2 separate regions of the Homo sapiens genome follow, and region 2 is linked to region 1. A link is an interaction called in ENCODE POLR2A ChIA-PET data of the cell type or tissue named here. Cell type or tissue: Panc1. All regions are shown on one strand. Links, peaks and the distances in the headings refer to the core of each region. The heading gives the core; the rest is flanking DNA.

The links. Peaks named below come from ENCODE experiments on the same cell type or tissue, not always from the same donor. Only the 100,000 strongest peaks of a DNase experiment are listed, where the experiment ranks them.
Region 2: POLR2A ChIA-PET joins it to region 1 with 18 read pairs; 7 of 35 experiments call an interaction of 5 or more read pairs at or near these places.

What each region holds. Positions count from the first base shown.
Region 1 is chr3:128,988,056-128,998,090 of GRCh38, forward strand. CFAP92 (cilia and flagella associated protein 92 (putative)) reads right to left here and starts at 6,021. Exons shown (of 16, transcript NM_001394090.1): 1 at 5,925-6,021; 2 at 4,988-5,281; 3 at 673-863. The coding sequence starts at 5,249. RefSeq lists enhancers at 1-80, 4,689-5,450 and a silencer at 6,027-6,236. In Panc1, for the core only: no CTCF peak of the experiment used is centred there; no DNase peak of the experiment used is centred there; H3K4me3 peaks cover 1,015 bases.
Region 2 is chr3:129,226,940-129,236,974 of GRCh38, forward strand. It overlaps LOC105374102 (a long non-coding RNA gene), which reads left to right and starts at 3,803. Exons shown (of 3, transcript XR_924473.3): 1 at 3,803-3,931; 2 at 6,396-6,550; 3 at 8,718-9,072. RefSeq lists a silencer at 2,027-2,321 and enhancers at 4,469-4,970, 6,836-6,955. In Panc1, for the core only: no CTCF peak of the experiment used is centred there; DNase peaks (open chromatin) are centred at 2,388, 3,577, 3,952 and 4,622; H3K27ac peaks cover 4,048 bases.

The sequences.
Region 1 (10,035 bases), core at 2,830-7,829:
AATAGCATCCTCCTCGATTGCTTCTAAGCAATGACCCAGGGCCAAACCACTGGCAGGAGTGTGTGTGTGCAGGTAGTGTGTACACACACATGCACACACACGTCTGCACACATGCACACACACAGAAAAAAGAAATCTCAAGAACTACAAAAACTTTTGAAACATTCTGGAAATTACTGGGTAAAATATCTAAATAAAAAATAGGCCAGGTGCGGTGGCTCACGCCTGTAATCCCAGCACTTAGGGAGGCCAACGCGGGAGGATGACTTGAGGTCAGGAGTTCGAAGCCAGCCTGGCCAACATAGTGAAATCCCGTCTCTACTAAAAGTACAAAAACTAGCTGGGCATGGTGGCTCGTGCTTGTAATTCCAGCTACTCAGGTGGCTGAGGCATGAGAATTGCTTGAACCGGGAGGCAGAGGTTGTGGTGAGCAAAGATTGCACCACTCTACTCCAGCCTGGGCAACAGAGCAAGACTCTGACTCAACAAAAAAAAAAAAGTCAGTAATTGGAATGATCAGGCCAGTGCAGATTCCCACTCAGGAGGTGGGGCCCGGGATCCTCCAATTCTAGCAAGCTGGAGGTGGAGCTGATGTTGCATATCCATGGAGCAGCACACTTTTCGTGATGAGCATCAGACCATACACAAGGCCACACACACTCACACACGCACCTTTACTCCTGACTCCAGGAATACTTTGGCCACCATTGGAAATAGCAATATGTCAACTTTTTTAGGTTCTTCATCGTCCGGCAGAAGGAAATACTCAATGTGGTAAAAACGACGCATCTTTGTAACAGAACTGTCTGTTTTAGGGTGTTTCTTATATTTTTCAATCAAACTTGCATATTTTCCCTTCTGACCTTGAAGATACAGATTGAAAAAGTCTCGTTTTAACCTCATGTGGAAAAGCAGACCCGTCTCCCCAGTTCCCTGGAGCTTGATGTTGTGAGAGGCTGAGCACTCCACATTGCCTGCCCGACTTGGGGAAGGAGGTACAGGTCCAGTGCTCCTAGCCAGCAGAGTAGCACGACCTGGACTGGGCACCTGAGTGCAAAATTTAGGTGCATGGTTTTCAGAGTGAGTGTCTCAGTTGGAGAGTGAGTGTTGGTTAGTAGGCCTAGGGTTAAAAAGGTGATAGAGTTAAAGTGAAATCACATGGCCAGGCCAGATGTTATTAGGAGAGACGCCATACTTGCCTTACCCTGGTCCCTCCTGGCCCTAAGAAGCAGGTAAAAAAAAAAAAAAAAAAAAATCACAGTACAATGTGATTTGTGCAATAATAGCAGCAGGAACAAGGTTGTGAAGAACGAAGGTGGAGGAGAAAACTCTGCATGGGGAGGGTGGGGTGGGCCTCCCAGGGGGACCTTAGCAGAGTCTTAGAGGAGCAAAGCTGGCAGATATTCCAGACAGACAGAGAAAGCAGCTTCACAAAAATGTCATGGGTGAAGCTACCCAATGCGGGGTGGATAGGGTGACAGGATGTGGAAGGTACAGATGGGCTTCTGCCAGAGTCCAGAGCCCAAGGAGCCCCCTGACCCCACCCCTGGTTGCTTACACTCCAGCTTAAACTGCACACTCTAGGTTGGGGCTTTTCACATCATAAGAAGCTCCATAAACATTTAATCCAAATATCATTCTATAAAAACATGACTGTCTTTAAAGCTGTAGTTTTTAAAGTCTAAATTTTTAACCCCAGGAGACTGCTGCAGCATTAATTTTTCTGCTACCAAAATAGTTAGCATTTGTGCAGAGATTGGAGTGAAGCTTCTCCTGCCAGTCTCTGGTAGCATTAGACCTTTTCTGATTCAATCCCAGGTGGGCCAGCAAGTGGACAAACAGAGCCTCTCATTTTCTGTAGACAGAAAGGCAAGTTATTTAGCCCTTTTAAAGGGGAAGTTGACAATATCTATCAAAAACTATTAATACATGCCTTCAATCCAGCAAATTTACTTCTTGGAATACAGGCAACAGAAGTGCCCACATATATGCACAAAAATGGACGTAAAGAATGTCTATCGCAGAATTGCAACAGAAAAACATTTGAAACAACTCAAATATCCACCAATAAGGGGTAGGATAAATTAGAGACATATAATGGAATACTGTTAATATATAGGTGTTTAAAATGAAACAACAAAATTAAAACAAGTATCCTTGCCCAGGCAAAGTGGCTCATGCCTGTAATCCTAGCACTTTGGGAGGCCCAGGCAGGAGGATGATCTGAGGTCAGGAGTTCCAGACCAGCCTGGCCAACATGGCGAAACCCCGTCTCTACTAAAAATACAAAAATTAGCTGGGCATGGTGGCATGTGCCTGTAGTTCCAGCTGCTTGGGAGGCTGAGGCAGGAGAATCGCTTGAACCCAGGAGGCGGAGGTTGCAGTGAGCCAAGATCGCGCCACTGTACTCCAGCCTGGGTGACAGAGAGAGACTCTGTCTAAAAACAAACAAACAAAAACAAGTATCCTTGATCATATTCTCAAAGATAATCTAAATCATGTCAAAACATTTTAAAGTAAGTTGTAGGATCTCATTTCTCTGAAATAAACAATTTATAGGTCGGGCGTGGTGGTTCACGTCTGTAATTCCAGCGTTTTGGAAAGCCAAGGCGGGTGGATCACCTAAGGTCAGGAGTTCAAGACCGGCCTGACCAATATGGTGAAACCCCATCTCTACTAAAAATACAAAAATTAGCTGGGCGTGGTGGCATGTGCCTGTGGTCCCAGCTACTTTGGGAAGCTGAGACAGGAGAATTGCTTGAACCTGGGAGGTGGAGGTTGCAGTGAGCCGAGATTGTGCCACTGAACTCCAGTCTAGGCAACAGAGCAAGACTCCGTCTCAAAAATAAATAAATAAATAATTTATATAAAGAAACATTTATGTACTCATCTGTAAATACTCAGGTATTGAAGGAAAAAAAAATTAAACTAGAATTTTATGTAGAGCCGAAGGTATGTCATTTAAAGGTATTGGCATGATAAAAAAATACTCTTAGGCACACAAGGTCTCATGAAGTTTTGCCCCACAGAGATCCATTTTATAAATGCCTTTAGAGGACAACAACAACAAAAACAAAAACATGCTTAGAAGATGCTGTGAAAGAGATGAGGGCTAAAGGAGGTCAAGTGCCAATTTTCTTTTGGTTGGTATTTGCCAGATGTCTTTTTCCAGGCTCTTTTGCTTTATAGCAATAGACCCAAGAGTAAAGGCATCATTTTAGACAGGAATGGTCACCATAAAATGACAAAAAGTTCAGTTCACCAAGAAGATGGAGCAGTTCTAAACATACTATACACCCAACCAGTCGGCCTCCAAAATAGCTGAAGCAACCATCTGTAAGACTCTCCCCAGGGCCTGAAAGCTTAAGGAGATGAATAACTCCTCCCTTCTCAAGCCTAGTCCCAAGGCGTAAGGTCACTTACGTCAGCAGCGTGCACCAGCAAAATAGCAGAAGCAGGAGGAGAGCCGGCTGGAATACACCTACCCTGGCCGGAAGACATGAAGATGAGAAAGAGGCCATCCGGGTACAGCGTAGCAGTTACGCCAGACTAGGACACTTCCTGTTTACAGGAGACTATAAAACCTTTGCCCCGTCCTCACTTGGGGCTGACGCCATTTTAGGCCTCAGCCGGCCTGCACCAAGGCGTTCATTGAAACAGCATGTTGCTCCACACCGCCTCGTGTTGTCTGTTGGTGCGCTCTCGGGGTTCCAACCCATACAAGAAACTTACACCATCGACAGAATACCAGGAGAAGTTGAAATCATAATGGTGGGCTAGTTCAAGTAAGCAGATGAAAACAAAACAAAGCAAGGTCTATCAAGATGTGAAGTACTACTTGTCTCCTCCCCTCATATTGGGCTGGAACCATGTGACTTGGTTTGGCCAATAAAATGCTAGCAGGTGGGAGACACTCAAAGACTTGAGGAGTGTTTGTGGGGCTAGGCTTGCCCTCCTGTGTGTCCGTGTTTCTAGAACAAGAAGGGGTCTAGGATAGCCCACTGGTCCAGGAGGAAAAGGAGCAGCATGAAGCAGAGCTGAGCTGTTGCAGAACCCAGCCTAGACCAGCGCCCAGCACCTCCAGGAGAACCTCAGGTTCCTGTGTGCAGCCATGAGCTTGGGGGCTTGTTTGGGTTTGTTGCACCGCATTTTTGTGGCAATAGCTAATTGATACACCTTTACATTCAGAGATTGATTCAACAGATCAGAGAAAATGTATTTTTTGGCCGGGTGCGGTGGCTCATGCCTGTAATCCCAGCACTTTGGGAGGCTGAGGCAGGAGGATGACCTGAGGTCAGGGGTTCGAGACCATTCTGGCCAACATGGTGAAACCCAGTCTCTACTAAAAATACAAAAATTAGATGGGTGTGGTGGCGTGCACCTGTAATCCCAGCTACTTGGGAGGCTGAGGCACGAGAATTGCTTGAACCCGGAAGGCTGAGGTTGCAGTGAGCTGAGATCGCACCACTGCACTCCAGCCTGGTGACAGAGCAAGACTCCATCTCAATAAAAAAAGAATTATTATTTTTTTTTTTTTTGACAGAGTTTTGCTCTTGTTGCCCAGGCTGGAGTGCAATGGCGTGATCTCTGCTCACCACAACCTCCACCTCCGGGGTTCAAGAGACTCTCCTGCCTCAGACTCCCGGAAAATGTATTTTAAACAAGGTATTAGGTGATGCACAAGCGCTTATGAGAATCAATGCCTTAACCTCTCCATGGTTTTTTTTTCTTCTGTAAAAAGCAGACAGAACATCACCTGCTTTAGGGTTGTTGAGAGGATTAAGTATGTGAAGCTGATGCAGCCACAGTTGGGCCTCTCCTAAAATTGCTGTTTCTTTTCAACCTCTGCTCCTGGCTGGCACTGGCCAGCCCGCTTTGGGGTGGGGCAGGTGGAGAGAGGATGTGGGGTGTATGCGCCCTAAACTCCTGCAGAAAGTCATGCACCTCCTTTTTTCAGAGGGTGTTAAACTTCTGCTCTAGCACCTACCCATATTCACAGGGAAGGCCAGTGAGATGGTGAATTTGCAGGGGACCACGTGGGGCACGTCGGAGCTGAAAGTGCTGGCAGGCTCAGATGAGGACTCGATGCTGCTGCACGGGCGGTCAGAGTCAGACTCCTGGGCCCTGGCCTTGGCCTTCAGGTGTTCCTCCACGTCACACTCGCTCGTGGACTGGTAAAAGCTAGTGATGGAGGAGATGGGCTCTATGCTTGCGGGGTCCTCTTCCCACTCCCAGGCATGTAGCGACATGCTGCAGAGCGCACTGCTGGCCGCCGGCGCTCCTGGCAGGGAGAAAGTGAAGGCTGTCCCCGCCTGTATTCCAGGGCTGCTCCAGGAGGTAAGCCCGGCCTCCTGCAGAAGCACCCACCCTTCTCTTCCCTGCTTCCCCCGCCTGCTCCTAGATGAACGCCGGGGCTCCTTCACTGCCTGCCACACAGTCGGTACTCAATCGACTTAGAGAATGAATGGATGAAGGAACAACAGATAAGGGTGGCTGGCAGTAAGCACGACGACGAGCAACCCCGTTTCCTTCGCCTAACCAGGAGTCAGTCGCCGGGCTTCTGGAATGCCTGCCCCAGGTGAGCAGCTCCCGGGAGCCACCAGGCGGGAGAGGGGACGTCTGCTCAGGCAGGCCTGCTGCGCCTAAGCACAAGATGCGTTTGCTATTTGGGGAGAGGCAAACCAGGCCGGGGGCAGCACGTGCAGGAGCCTGGCGAGGTCGGGGAGGGCAAGCCCTGTCCCCAAGACAGAACATGAATGTGCACTGGGTGCTGGGCTCGGGGCATCAGCTCAGGCCCATGGAGGCGGAACGCCGGGCAAACGCCGAAGAGGGAACACGCATCGAGGCGAGGCGGGAAGAGTCCCGGGCTGCGGCGGCCGAGGTGGGGGCAGGGGTCGGGGTTCCCCTCCAGGTGCTGGCGGTACCTGCGAGCGGATGCGCTGGGCGGCAGCGGGGAGTTGGACCGCGGCGGCAACTCCCGTACCGGATCCACAGCCACCTGGGCGAAGAGACTCCAAGACTGAGAGGAGCGTCCGCCGGTGCAGGGAGGGCCGCAGGCCCAGCCACTCAGCTACGTTTGGCGGTTGCTAGGAGACGCGAGGGCGTGCGGCCTGGGGGCGGGGCTCCGCGGGGCGGGGCTTTCCCCCTCAGCCACTGCGCGCAGTTTGTCAAATGGCTACATCCAGGTTCAGAAACCAGCTGCCTTCATTCCTTCACTCATGCATTCACTCATTAAGGAGTTTCTACTCGGAACGTCAGCACCTACTATAAGCCTGGTCCTTGCCCGTACGATGGGAGGTAGGGGTTGATGGCTCCTTCCTCCCCCTCCATCAGCTCCCACCTCCCATTCTTTAATAAAAGCAAAGGAAGCTGTGGGCTCTGCAAACTCCAGACCTCCCCACGATCCCTCTCATTAGATTCTCTGCTTCTGTCGCCGATGTCCTTAAAAACCAGACCTCCCCACGATCCCTCTCATTAGATTCTCTGCTTCTGTCGCTGATGTCCTTAAAATAGCATGAGAATTCTTGTTAGTGATCATGAGCGCCAACTCAGAGATCAGAAAACAAAGCTTAGAGAGGTGAAGCGATTCGCCCGAGGTCACACAGCAAGTAGGGCGCAGCACTGTGTTGAAATCCGGACTGCCTGACTCCAAAGCCTCCGCTCGTCTGCTAAACCACCCAAGCTGAGAGCCCTGGCTGCGGCTCCTAATGTAGAGGACCTCAGCACAGCAAGCGGCTGGGACAGAGGGCTGGGGTAGGCCTCATGGAGGAAGTGAGCAACGCCAAATCTGGGGGGTGACTAGGCAGAGGCGGTGAAAGCAAGAGAAAGCATCCCAGGTAGAGGAACAGCATATGCAAAGGCCCATAGAGGTGAAAGGGCATGGCAAGTTTCAGGAATGGGTGGCGAGGCTGTAGCAGTGTGCAGGGCCCATGGTACATAGCCCCACAGGGCAGGTTAGGGCACAGGACTATGGGCAATGGGGAGCCAAGGCAGGTCTTCTGTTGAGGGAGGGCACCCTGCTCCGGCAGTCAGTTTGTTCAAGAGAATGGGAGCTGAGGCTACACACAAGCTTGGCTATTAAGAAAACTTTAGCTGAGTTGAGCTATGACCTACTTTGTGTCAAAGAGCAAAACTGTGGCGCAGCTGGGGCTGAGACCCAAGTCCTGAGCCTCCCAGTGCATGCCTCCCCAGACCGCTCTCAGGGCATGGGACAGCCCCTTTAATACTGGGTGCTCCAATACTCCTCGGGTTCAGTCTGAAAAACAGCCTCAAGTACAGCTGTTAGGGAAGACACCAAATGGCAGTGGGCCCTGTGAGGAGTGGGTTCAAACTCTTAGCACGAGAACGGCAACCACCTTGCCCACACCCCACCTGCAGCAGCCTGGAGACTGCTGTCTGTATGCCAGGAAGTGCTCAGGAGACACATGAAGGGCTGGAAGAATACAAAGCTACTCAGATACACCAGCCCCCAAAAGGGCCCTTTAACAAGGGCAGTTCAACACTACCACCACTCTTGGACAGACATCAGGCCTCCTGCTCCCCAGGTCCTACCCACTGGCCTGAGGCTGGTTTCCCTCCAAAGGTTCCTAGATCACATCACCACCTAGGACAGAAGCCAATCTCTTCCCAAGCTCAATAGTGAGAGGCCAGAGGTCTTGGACCAAGGGCCAATGTGCCATCCTGGATGTGCACTGGAAACACCTACATGTCAAAAATACAATTCTGAGGCTTCATTAAAGACCTGTGGAAGTGACTCTCCAGGGGTGGAGCTTAGAAACCAGTGGCAGATTGTATTTTCCAAAGACAGCCACCTCAAAAGATCCCCTCCCACATAATCTTCCGGCAGGCATTGTGAGGTTCACATTCCTCCCACCCAGTTGGGGGGTCTAGTCTCCTTCTCTGGAAACTGGGCAGACCTCTGTGACTGGCTCAGTCAAAAGAGTGCAGAGGAAATGACACTATGTGATTTCTGAGGCCAGGTCATATAAATTCCATCTACCTCTGCCCTGTTCTTTTGAGGTATAGTATTCATGCTAGGAATCCAGCTAGCATGTTGTGAGGAAGCCCAAGCAGCCATGTGAAATGGCCACATGAAACTGTTGTGACTGACGGTTCCCAGCCAATTGCAGCCTCAACCCCCAGACATATGAGAGTGCAAGACTTCAAATGATCCCAGCCCTCAGTCTTTGAGCCACCCTGGCTGACATTGAGGAACAGAAACAAGCTGTCTCCATCATGAGAAATTGTAGATTTATAAGCAAATTGTTGCTCTCTTAAACCACTAAGTTTTGGGGTGATTTGTTGTGCAATAAATAATAGGAACGGGAGCCATATTTTTAAATTACCACCAAGATTGTATTGCACAACCAGAATATGGAACCACTGCCCTGAGAGAGATGGTGTCTGGGTCAAGACCTAGGGCATCACAGGATGAAGTGAGGGCAAAGGTGTGCTACCCACTACTCAGGTATGAGACAGTGGTGGGTCTACAACCCTACCTCAGTGAAGATGGCTTCAGGGCTGGCAGATCAGAAGCAAAGGAAGGGGGGCTTCTGTTTCAGTTATCTGTTACTGAGTAAAAACCATCCCCAAACTTAATGGTGTCAAACAAACACTTGTTATTTCTCACCACTCCATGCATCAGCTGAGTAGTTCTCTGCTGGCCTCGCCTGGGCTCACTCCCTATGCTGTGCTCAGCTGGAGGACCAACATGGCTGGAAGCTGCCAGAAGTCCTCACTTGCATGTCTGGCAGTTGCTGCTGGCTCTTCGTGGGCCCGCTGGTTCCCCTCCATGGGTTCCCCCGCCCCCAGTGGTACACCAGCTTCCTTCTATGTGGTGCCTCATCTCCTCATAGCCCGGCCTGGCTTCCTCAGATGGCATTCTCAGAGCAGGGATCCCAGAGGGCAAAGAAGAAGTTGCAAGGCCTCTTGGGACCTAGGCGTGGAACCAGCACCATGTCACTCTGCTACATGCCATTAACCAAAGCAAGTCATGAGGCTGGCCCCACTTCAAGGGGATGAAGACATGGACTGTACATCTGGTAAGCAGAGGGACAAGCATCCAGGGGCAGGAGGTGTTCAAGGTCACTGAACAATCCATCCCTTCATCCTTACTCTGCCGGGTGGAGGGTTCCCAAGCTCCCACAGGCTATGTAGAGGCCTTCCTGAAGCTATCCCAAGACTCTGGCAGCTGGAAGCATATTGGGAATCAGCTACATACACCTTCTTCTTGCCCCTTCCCCATTTTTAACAGCTTTATTGAAGTATTTTTTATTTAATAAAATCCATCCATTTCAAGCGTAGAATTCAATGATTTTCAGTAACTTTACCTAGTGCTGTAATCATCATCATAAATTCATTTTAGAACATTTTCATCCCCCTAATAAGACTTCATGCACATTTATAATTAATCTCTGTTCCAACTCCCAGTCCTAGGCAACCATATCTACTTTGTTTCTAAAAATTGGCCTTTTCTAGACATTTCCTATAAATTGAGTCAGACACTGTGTTCTGGCTTTGTGACTGGTTTCTTTCACCTACCGTTATGTTTCCAAGGTTTATTTATGTTGAGGCATGTGTCAGTATTTCATTCCTTTTCATGACTGAATAATATTCTATTGTATGGACAGACCACAGTTTGCCTATCCATTCATCAGTTAATGGGCATTTGGCTTGGGCATTTAGACATTTATGAACAACGTTGCTATGAACATTCCCACACAAGTCTTTGTGTGGATGTGTTTTCATCTCTCTTGGGTCGATATCTAGGAGTGGAAGAGTTGGGTCGTATGGTCATTTTGTGATTAACTTCTTGAGAAACTGCCAAACTATCTTCCACAGGGGCTGCATCATTTTGTGTTCCCATCAACAACATGAAGTTTCCTGTTTCTCCAAATTCTTGACAAGATTTATTGCCTGTTTTATTCACTACAGCTATTCTCATGAGTATAATATAGTATTTCATCATAGTTTTCATGTGCATTTCCCTAACAAGAATACTGAGATTGTTTTATGCACATGTTGGCTATTTATACA
Region 2 (10,035 bases), core at 2,007-7,006, 240 kb after region 1:
GTAACAGGGTCCTGAATCTAATTCAAGACACCACATCTGATTGTGTGTATGTTGTGTCAGAGTGTCTGCAACAGGTTGTTAGTCCTCCAATGCTACGATATTTTTTAACCTCCTTCTGAGCCCCTCCCTGTCTGGCAGTCCCTAGACCTAGCTAGCTTCTCAGAATAGGTTCTGGAAATGCAGAGAACATTCAGGAGGCAGGCTCACGGCCTGAAAAATAAGGGTCGCAGCTCCTGACTCAACTAATACTTCAAGGCAGCGTCCAAAGGTCCAACAAGACAACTCACTGCATGCTCCCTCACACGTTGTCGGCAGGCTGGAGTGCAGTGGCGCAATCTCCGCTCACTGCAAGCTCCGCCTCCTGGGTTCACGCCATTCTCCTGCCTCAGCCTCCCGAGTAGCTGGGACTACAGGCGCCCGCCACCACGCCCGGCTAATTTTTTGTATTTTTAGTAGAGAGGTTTCACCGTGTTAGCCAGGATGGTCTCGATCTCCTGACCTCATGATTCACCCACCTTACCTTCCCAAAGTGCTGGGATTACAGGCGTGAGCCACCGTGCCTGGCCTTCCCTCAAAGATTCGGAGGTAATTTCAATTCTCCTACATCACCACTGTAGCATTGTCACACTGAGGAAAATTAAGTATATTTAGACAGAATCTTTGAACAAGGGTTTTGGGAAAGGAGATAACTGATATCTGAAATCACAAGAAATTCAGCCAGGGTGCTAGGCCAAATGTAGGCTGTGGGAAGGAAAGGGCTTTGTGCTTCTTGAAGGCCAGGACAAATGCTTGAAGTTAGCATCATTCAAAGGTGTGCTTAAAGCCATCTGTGGGAGACCTCAGCTGCCTGGATCTTGAGTACGTGTGATTAACTGCCTTGTGTATTAGCAACCCCTGGGAAGATCCCACTGATGAACAGGGTGAAATGACATGAAAAACAGCCGTGAATAAGCCTTTGAGAAATGAAACAAACTAAACCCACAAGTCATCCTAGCAAGCAAGGGGAAAAAGAAAAGATTCAGTGCAGACAATTTCTGCTGTGAATGAACCCAGGTCTTCCCAGGGGGAGAAATGGGTGGGGGCGATTTGATTGAGGAAGGAAATGAGGCTTCAGGCAGGAGGAAATTCTTTTTTTTTTTTTTTTTTTTTTTTGAGACAGAGTCTTGCTCTCTGTCATCCAGGCTGAGTACAATGGCTCGATCTGGGCTCACTGCAACCTCCGCCTCCTGGGTTCAAGCAATTCTTCTGCCTCAGCCTCCCGAGTAGCTGGGACTACAGACATGCGCCACCACGCCCGGCGAATTTTTGTATTTTTAGTAGAGACAGAGTTTCACTATATTGGCCAGGCTGGTCTCAAACTCCTGACCTTGTGATCTGCCCACCTTGGCCTCCCAAAGTGCTGGGATTAGGCGTGAGCCACTGCGCCCGGCCTAATTTTTGTATTTTTAGTAGAGACAGCGTTTTCCCATGTTGGCCAGGCTGGTCTCGAACTCCTGACCTCAAGTGATCCACCCAGCTTGGTCTCCCAAAGTGCTGGGATTACAGGCGTGAGCCACCGTGCCGCTGGCAGGAGAAAATCCTTTACTGTGTTAAGTTAGTAAAGAATGTGCTTCATGAATACCCTACTCTTCCCACCTGTAGCTCTGGCTACAGGGGGTCCTTCCTGCCCTGGAAGGTTTTCACAGGACATTCTGTGCATTCTATGACCGAGTGAAGCCCACAGCTCTCCTTCTTTTCCTCCAGCCCTCTTGCTCCATTTCCATTCCCAACAGACTGTTTTTCTTTATCAGAGTCCCTAAATTTCCTCACCCATAAAACTGAGATGGTGGTGTCTGCTTGCAGGGCAGTTCTCATACAGGACTGTGTGGGATGGCAATGGTGGATGTGCCTGGCACGGTGTCAGGCACAGTGGAAAAGGCCCTAAGTGAATGTTGTGTGATAATTTCCTAGGAGTCCTCACTCTTGTGGACACTGCATTCCCAGGCTCCCTTGCCAATTGTCTTAGGCCGGGGCCAGCCGCTGGGAGATGCATGTGGGAGACTGGTGGCTTGGGGGAGGGAGAAACCAGGGTATTTCTCCCTTTCTCCCTCTGCCTGGGGTGGGACGGCAACTAATTCTCCTCTGAATACTGGTTCCCAGTAGGACAGCCCCTCTCTCTGTGGCTGCAGTGCCCACCAGGTGGCCCTCATCACGACCTTGGTTCCCACAGATGGCTCCAGCTGCTGGGCTCCACTTCCACCTCTACCCTAGAGGCAAGAGAGGCTTCCTGTCCTTCCTGTTGCTGATCTCCCAGTTCCCTCCCCACTTCCTGCTTGGTTTCCCAGCTCTTCCATTCCTGTGTAATAAGTCCTTGTACTGAATTCTGTCTGCTTCTGCCTGGGCTGTGGCTGATACACACGGTAATTGTTCAGACTAAGCTATGCAGTAAAGAGGTGACTCAGCAGGCTTGTGACGCTCAAACCCTGCACATCCCAAAGACCGGCTCCTGGAAGATAACCTATAAACAGTTGAAATATCCTGCCTGATGGAGTGGCTTTGCATACCTGGGGCCTTGGGCCCTGCCAGATACTTGTGCTAAAAATGTGCTTCGGGGTGAATGTCCGTTTCTGTTTGCTTCGGGTCTTGGGCCACACTGAGTTTGACGTGGTTGCAGGGTCATGCTGGAGACTAAGATCAAGCAGGTTGGTGCTCCATGGCCGTGTGACTGACCCTCAATAAAAAACCTGCACACTGAGGCTTGGGTGAGCTTCCCTGTTGTCAACACTCCCTGCAGGCTACCACGCATCCTTACGGGAGAATGAAGCACGGTCCCTACAACTCTTCCGGTAAGGCCACATGGAAACTCGCACCTGCTCTCTCCCAGATTCTGCCCTAAACACGTTTTCCTGTGCTGATTTTAATCTGTATCCTTTTGCTGTAATAAACTATAACCATGAGTATAGCAGCTTTTCTGAGTTCTATGAGTCCCCCTAGCAAATCACTGAACCTGGGACCCCCCCACACACCAGTTAAAAAGGACACTTTTTGGGCCTGGCGCGGTGGCTCACGCCTGTAATCCCGGCACTCTGGGAGGCCGAGGCGGGCGGATCACAAGGTCAGGAGATGGATACCATCCTGGCTAATACAGTAAAACCCCGTCTCTACTAAAAATACAAAAAATTAGCTGGGCGTGGTGGCGGGTGCCTGTAGTCCCAGCTACTCCGGAGGCTGAGGCAGGAGAGTGGCGTGAACCCGGGAGACGGAGCTTGCAGTGAGTCGAGATTGTGCCACTGCACTCCAGCCTGGGCAACAGAGCAAGACTCTGTCTCAAAAAAAAAAAAAAAAAAAAAGGACGCTTTTTCTTTTACAGACAAAATGTCGAGAGTCCCCAGAACTTAAGTAACTTTCCTGAACTGAATGCAGGTTCTTGAATTTAAAGCCCTGTCTCTTGCTGCCCTGCCCACTGACTCTCACAAGGATAGGGCAGGCAGTGAGAATGTGGAAGCAGAAAGACCACATGACTGACAGTTTAAAGTATAGTCATGTGTCACTTAACGGTGAGGATATGTTCCGAGAAATGCCTCCTTAGGCAATTCTGTTGTGTGCACATCACAGAGTACACTTACACAAACCTAGATGGAAGAGCCTACTGCACACCTAGGCTGAATGGGACCAGCCTGGCCAACATGTTGAAACCTCAACTCTACTAAAAATACAAAAATTAGCCAGGCTTGGTGGCATGTGCCTGTAATCTCAGCTACTTGGGAGGCTGAGGCAGGAGAATCACTTGAACCTGGGTGGTGGAGGTTGCAGTGAGCCGAGATCACCCCACTGCACTCCAGCCTGGGCGACAGAGCAAGACTGACTCAATTTAAAAAAAAAAAGATAAAAATGGTGCATCTCTATAGGGCGTTTACCATGCCTGGAGCTTGTGGGACTGGAAGTTGCTCTGGTGAGTCATTGAGTGAGTGGTGAGTGAATGTGAAGGTCGAGGGCATGACTATGCCCTATGGCAGACTTCATAAACGTTGTATACTTAGGCTGCACAAATTTATAAAATATATTTTTCTTTCTTCAATAGCAAATTATGCTTAGCTTATTATAACTTTTTTACTTTATAAACTTTTAAATGTTTTTAATTTTTTGACTCTTTAGACACTTAGCTTAAGACAAACACATTGTACAGCTGTACAAAATTATTTTCTTTTCCTTCTTTTTTTTTTGTAGACATGGGGTCTCCCTATGTTGCCCAATTTATTTATGTCCTTATTCTTTTTTTTTTTTTTTTGAGACAGAGTCTTGCTCTGTCACCCAGGCTGGAGTGCAGTGGCTCAATCTCGGCTCACTGCAATCTCCGCCTCCTGGGTTCACACCATTCTCCTGCCTCAGCCTCCCGAGTAGCTGGGACTACAGGCGACCGCCACCACGCCCAAGATTGAGCCACTTCATTCCAGCCTGGGCAACTCCATCTTAAAAACAACAAAAAAAGTAAATACATACACCAGTAACAATTGTTTATGGTCACTACCAAGTATTATGTACTGTGCTTTTCTATGACTGGCAGCACAGTAGGTGTGTTTACACTAGTATCACCACAAAAACATGAGTAATGCATTGCACTATGACTTTAAGACAGCTACAGCATCACTAGGTGGTGGGAATTTTTCAGCGCCATTGTAATCTTGTGGGCCACTGTTGCATATGCGATCCATCATTGATCAAAATGTTGTTACATGGCTCATGACTGTAGGTGGCTATTAAGGCTCCTTCTGGCTGCAACGGCCTATAAACCCGGCAGTCAATAAGCACTTGTTGAACTCTTAGACTGAGCAATTAATTGCTCACCAGGGGTGCCTGGAGGTTTGTGTGCACAAGGCCATCCAGGCTGCAGAGTGGAGGGAAGACTGGAGAGGGGTAGAGGGGGTGGAGGCTGCTTCAGGAGCCCAGGGAGGCAGACTGGGACCAGGGTGGCACAGGGTGGGAGGGTCAGGATGGATCCTAGTGACCGTGCAGGAAATGGGCTACGGAACACCTCTCCTGGGAAGCTTGTTCCCCCAACCTGGTGCTGTCCGAGGTTTATCCATTTCAATCAATGATGTTGGCTTATTAAAGCCAGGAACAGAGGTGTCACCTTGGATCCCTTCCACTGTCTTGCTTTACCCACCCATGTCAATTCTACTTCCAGATAGATCTGACAAGGGTCCTCTTTCCTCCCTCTCCACCCTGCTCCACCTTAGTCCAAACCATTTGCCACTTTTCGTCTTTGCACTGGTCGATCTCCCCGCCTTCTCATTCCTCAGGTTTCATCTGCTACGTGGCCTCCTAACAGAAGGCTTCTCTGCCCATCCCCATGACAGGAGGTCCTCTCTTGATCTCTGTCACAGCTTCCTCTTTTACCCCTTATGAGTTTGCTTACTTTCTCTAATAATAACTAGCATTTATTGAGCACCTACTGTGTGCCCGATGCAGTTCTAAGCACATTGCATTATAGTAACCCATTTAGTGCTTATTTACCCAACTCTGTTGTATAAATTTTTTTTTTTTGAGATGGAGACTTGCTCTGTTGCCCAGGCTGGAGTGCAGTGGTGCGATCTCGGCTCACTAAAACCTCTGCCTCCCAGGTTCACACCATTCTTTTGCCTCAGCCTCCCAAGTAGCTGGGACTACAGGCACCCACCAACATGCCTGGCTAATTTTTTTGTATTTTTAGTAGAGACAGTTTCACCGTGTTAGCCAGGATGGTCTTGATCTCCTGACCTCGTGATCCACCCACCTCGGCCTCCCAAAGTGCTGGGATTACAGGCTTGAGCCACCACGCCTGGCCTCCCTATTTAAAAATTTAAAAAATTTCTCTATTTAAAGTTAATTCCAAAGCTAAGGAAACTGGTTTAAAACTATCACCTCAGCTAGACTGTGGCCATTATGCGGGTAGAGATTTTGCCTGACTTGTTTATTTTTATTATATATATATATATTTTTTTTTTTTAGAAGGCGTCTTACTCTGTTGCTCAGGTTGGAGTGCAGTGGCACGATCTCGGCTCAACTGCAACCTCTGCCTGCTGGGTTCAAGCAATTTTCCTGTCTCAGCCTCCCGAGTAGCCGGGACTATAGGCGCACGCCACTATGCCTGGCTAATTTTTGTATTTTTAGTAGAGATGGGGTTTTGCCATGTTGGCCAGGCTGGTCTCGAACTCCTGACCTCAGGTGATCCACCCACCTCAACCTCCCAAAATGCTGGGATTACAGGCATGAGGCTCTGCACACAGGCTTGTTTCTGGTTTTATTTTTGTTTAATTTTTTTAAAGGAATCACTTCCTGGCTGGGAATTGAACCCAGACTGCTGCAGTGAAAGAGCATAATGTTAGCTACTGGCCCACAGCATGAGACTCCCGGTCCTGTTTGTTGCTCATCCCCAGATACGCAGCCTGGTCTACAGGAAGAATTCTATGTATATTTGCTGAAGAGACAAAGAAGGATGTGGATGAATTGGATGTGGAGAATGAGAGGAAAGAAAATGTCAAGGATGGCTCTAATTTCTGGCTTATGCAACTGAGTGGTGCCATTGAGAGAGGTGAGCTGGTCTGCAGGGACTTGGAACAGGTTGATGAGTCTGGTTAGGGAAACGTGGAGTTAGGAAATCAGTTCCTATGTTGTGCTGTGTTGGGAGCTCTGGGCTGGGTGGTGGATCTAGATTTAGGTGTCATCAGCACACCAGTGGTAGGTTGGTTGAAAGTGATTGAGATCACCCAGGGAAGCTTGCTGAGTGAGAAGAGGAAGTCTAGGGCTGAGCCGTAAGCAAATGCCAACATCCAATGGGCAGCAGGAAGGACCCTGCAAAACAGTGTGAGATGCAGCAGGCAAAAAAGGGAAGTGAGAAACCAGGGCAGGTGACCTCCGGAAGCCGAGGAAAAGAGAAGAGGGTACCATGTGGTACTTGTAAGCATCACAGGGCTGGAGCAAGCTTTTTTTTTTTTTTTTTTTTTTTCCTTCTCTTTGGTCTGCATCATCTTGGCATGCACAATTTCTTTTCTTTTTTTTTTTTTTTTGAGACGGAGTCTTGCGCTGTCGCCCAGGCTGGAGTGCAGTGGCATGATCTCAGCTCACTGCAACCTCCGCCTCCTGGCTTCAAGCAATTCTCCTGCCTCAGCCTCCTGAGTAGCTGGGATTGCAGGTGCATGCCACCACGCCTAGCTAATTTTTTTGTATTTTTAGTAGAGACAGGGTTTCACCGTGTTAGCCAGGATGTTCTCCATCTCCTGACCTTGTGATCTGCCTGCCTCGGCCTCCAAAGTGCTGGGATTACAGGCATGAGCCACCACACATGGCCGCAATTATTATTATTATTATTTTTGAGACAGAGTTTCGCTCTGTCGCCCAGGTTGGAGTACAGTAGAGCAGTCTTGGCTCACTGCAACCTCTGCCTGTCAGGTTCAAGCGATTCTCCTGCCTCAATCTCCCAAGTAGCTGGGACTACAGGCATGCGCCACCACGCCTGGCTAATTTTTGTATTTTGAGTGCAGACAAGGTTTCACCATGTTGGTCAGGCTGTTCTCTGAACTCCTGACCTCAAGTGATATGCCTGCCTTGGCCTCCCAAAGTGCTGGAATTATATGTGTGAGCCACCATGCCTGGCCTGCATGCACAATATTTTAAAACATGTTGAGTCTGTTGCCAAAAATTTAAAAATCAGAGTATTTCTTTTGAAATCTCCATTTCCAGTTTCTCTGGAAAAATCTCAAGATTGGCCATTCTGGGCCTGAATTCCTGCATACCAACAGCCAGGTGCAGTGACTCACAGCCGTCCCGTTACCTGAGGTGTGCACTCTCCTATTTGCCTCAGTCCCTACCTCTCTCTATCGTATCCCTGCCACCAGAGGCCTAACAGATATTATTCACCATCTCTCTTGCATTACTGCTTTTCTTCTAGTAAAGTTAAGAGAAGGGAGAGGACTTCTTAAGTTTATGTTACTGTTGAAAGTGAGAAAATGGTACACCCCTATAGTCCCAGCTACTACAGAGGAGGATCCTTGAGCCTGGGGGTTGGAGGCTGCTGTGCCCTATGATAGTGCCTGTTAATAGCACTCCAGCCTGGGCAACATAGCAAGATCTTGATTCTTACAAAAGAGACAGAAAAAAAAAAATAAAGTGGGAAAATGAAAGATAGACAGAGACAGTAAGTATCTCTTGAAAAATAGGAGGAAGCATATTTCTTTTTTTGTCATTGTTGTTGTTGTTGTTTGAGATAGGGTCTTTGTCACCCAGGCTGGAGTGCAGTGGGGTGATGACGGCTCACTGTACTCTTGACCTTCCAGGCTCAGATGATCGTCCTACCTCAGCCTCTTAAAAAGCGTATTTCTTAATGAATATGAATAATACTTCTATATTTTACTCACTTGCCTTCTCTGCTTAAGATAGTTCTTTTTTTTTTAAAAGCTTATAAATAACACAAATTTATTTCTCACAGTTCTAGAGGTTGGAAGTCCACAGATTCACTGTCTGGTGAGGGCCTGTTTCCTGGTTTGTAGATGGTATCTTCTTGCTGGGTCCTTACACTGTGGAAAGGCTGAGAGATTTCCAGTGATCTCTGCCTCCTGGGGTTTATGGCCTGTGTCAACTCCTCCCTTTGAAAGTGGGCTGGACCTAGTGACTTTATTCTACCCAATAGACTATGACTAAAGGTGATGGGATGCTCCTTTGTAATAAGGTTACCAAAAATTATTACTTCCCTCTGCCAGCAGACTCTCTCTCTTGCCTTCTTGGTTGGCACACTGGGGAGAAGCGAGCTGCAGCGTTGGAGAGGCCCATGTGGCAAGGGACTGAGAGCAGCCTCTGGCCAACAGCCGGTAAGCAACCAGTGAGCAACCGAGGCCCTCAGTCCCACAGCATGTGAGGAACTGAGTCCTGCCAATGATCATGTGATACTGAAGGAGGGTCTTTCTTTAGCTGATCCTACAGATGAGAATCTAGCCCTTGTGCTGCCTCATGAGAGACCCTGGAGCAGAGGCCCCAGCTGAGCTATGCCTGGATTCCTACCCACAGAAACTGGAAGACAATAAAAGTGTCGTTTATGTTTTTTTATTCTGGTAAAAATCATATAACATGAAATTTTTCCATTCTAACCATTAAAAACATGTCTTTTTGTGTGTGTGAGACAGGGTTTCGTTCTGTCACCCAGGCTAGAGTGCAGTGGTGCAATCTCGACTCACTGCAACCTCTGCCTTTCAGGCTCTAGTGATCTTCCCACCTGGTCAGCCTCCCAAGTAGCTGGGACTACAGGTGCGCACCACCATGCCCAGCTAGTTTTTGTTTGTATTTGTAGTAGATATGGGGTTTTGCCATTTTGCCTAGGCTGGTCTCGAACTCCTGGGCTCAAGCGATCCACCCTCAAAGTGCTGGGATTACAGGCATGAGCCACTGTGCCCAGCCTTATTTTTAAAATTTTTTAAAATTTTTTTATAGAGAGGGGTCTCAATATGTTGCCCAAGCTGGTCTCAAACTCCTGGCCTCAAGCCATGTTCTCAAGCTTCCTAAAGTGCTGGGATTACAGGTGTGAGCCACCATTTCTTTCTTTTTTTTTTTTTTTTGAGACGGAGTCTCACTCTGTCGCCCAGGCTGGAGTGCAGTAGCACCATCTCGGCTCACTGCAAGCTCCGCCTCCCAGGTTCATGTCGTTCTCCTGCCTCAGCCTCCTGAGTAGCTGGGACTACAGGTGCCTGCCACCATGCCCGGCTAATTTTTTGTATTTTTAGTAGAGACGGAGTTTCACCGTGTTAGCCAGGATGGTCTCAATCTCCTGACCTCGTGATCTGCCCGCCTCAGCCTCCCGAAGTGCTGAGATTACAGGCGTGAGCCACCACGCCTGGCCCATGCCTGGCCATTTCTAACCATTTCTTTTTGTTTATTTGAGACAGCATTTCACTCTGTCGCCCAGGCTGGAGTGCAATGGCAATATATCGGCTCACTGCAACCTCCACCTCCCGGGTTCAAGCAATTCTCCTGCCTCAGCCGCCTGAGTAGCTGGGACTACAAGCGCATGCCACCACGCCTGGCTAATTT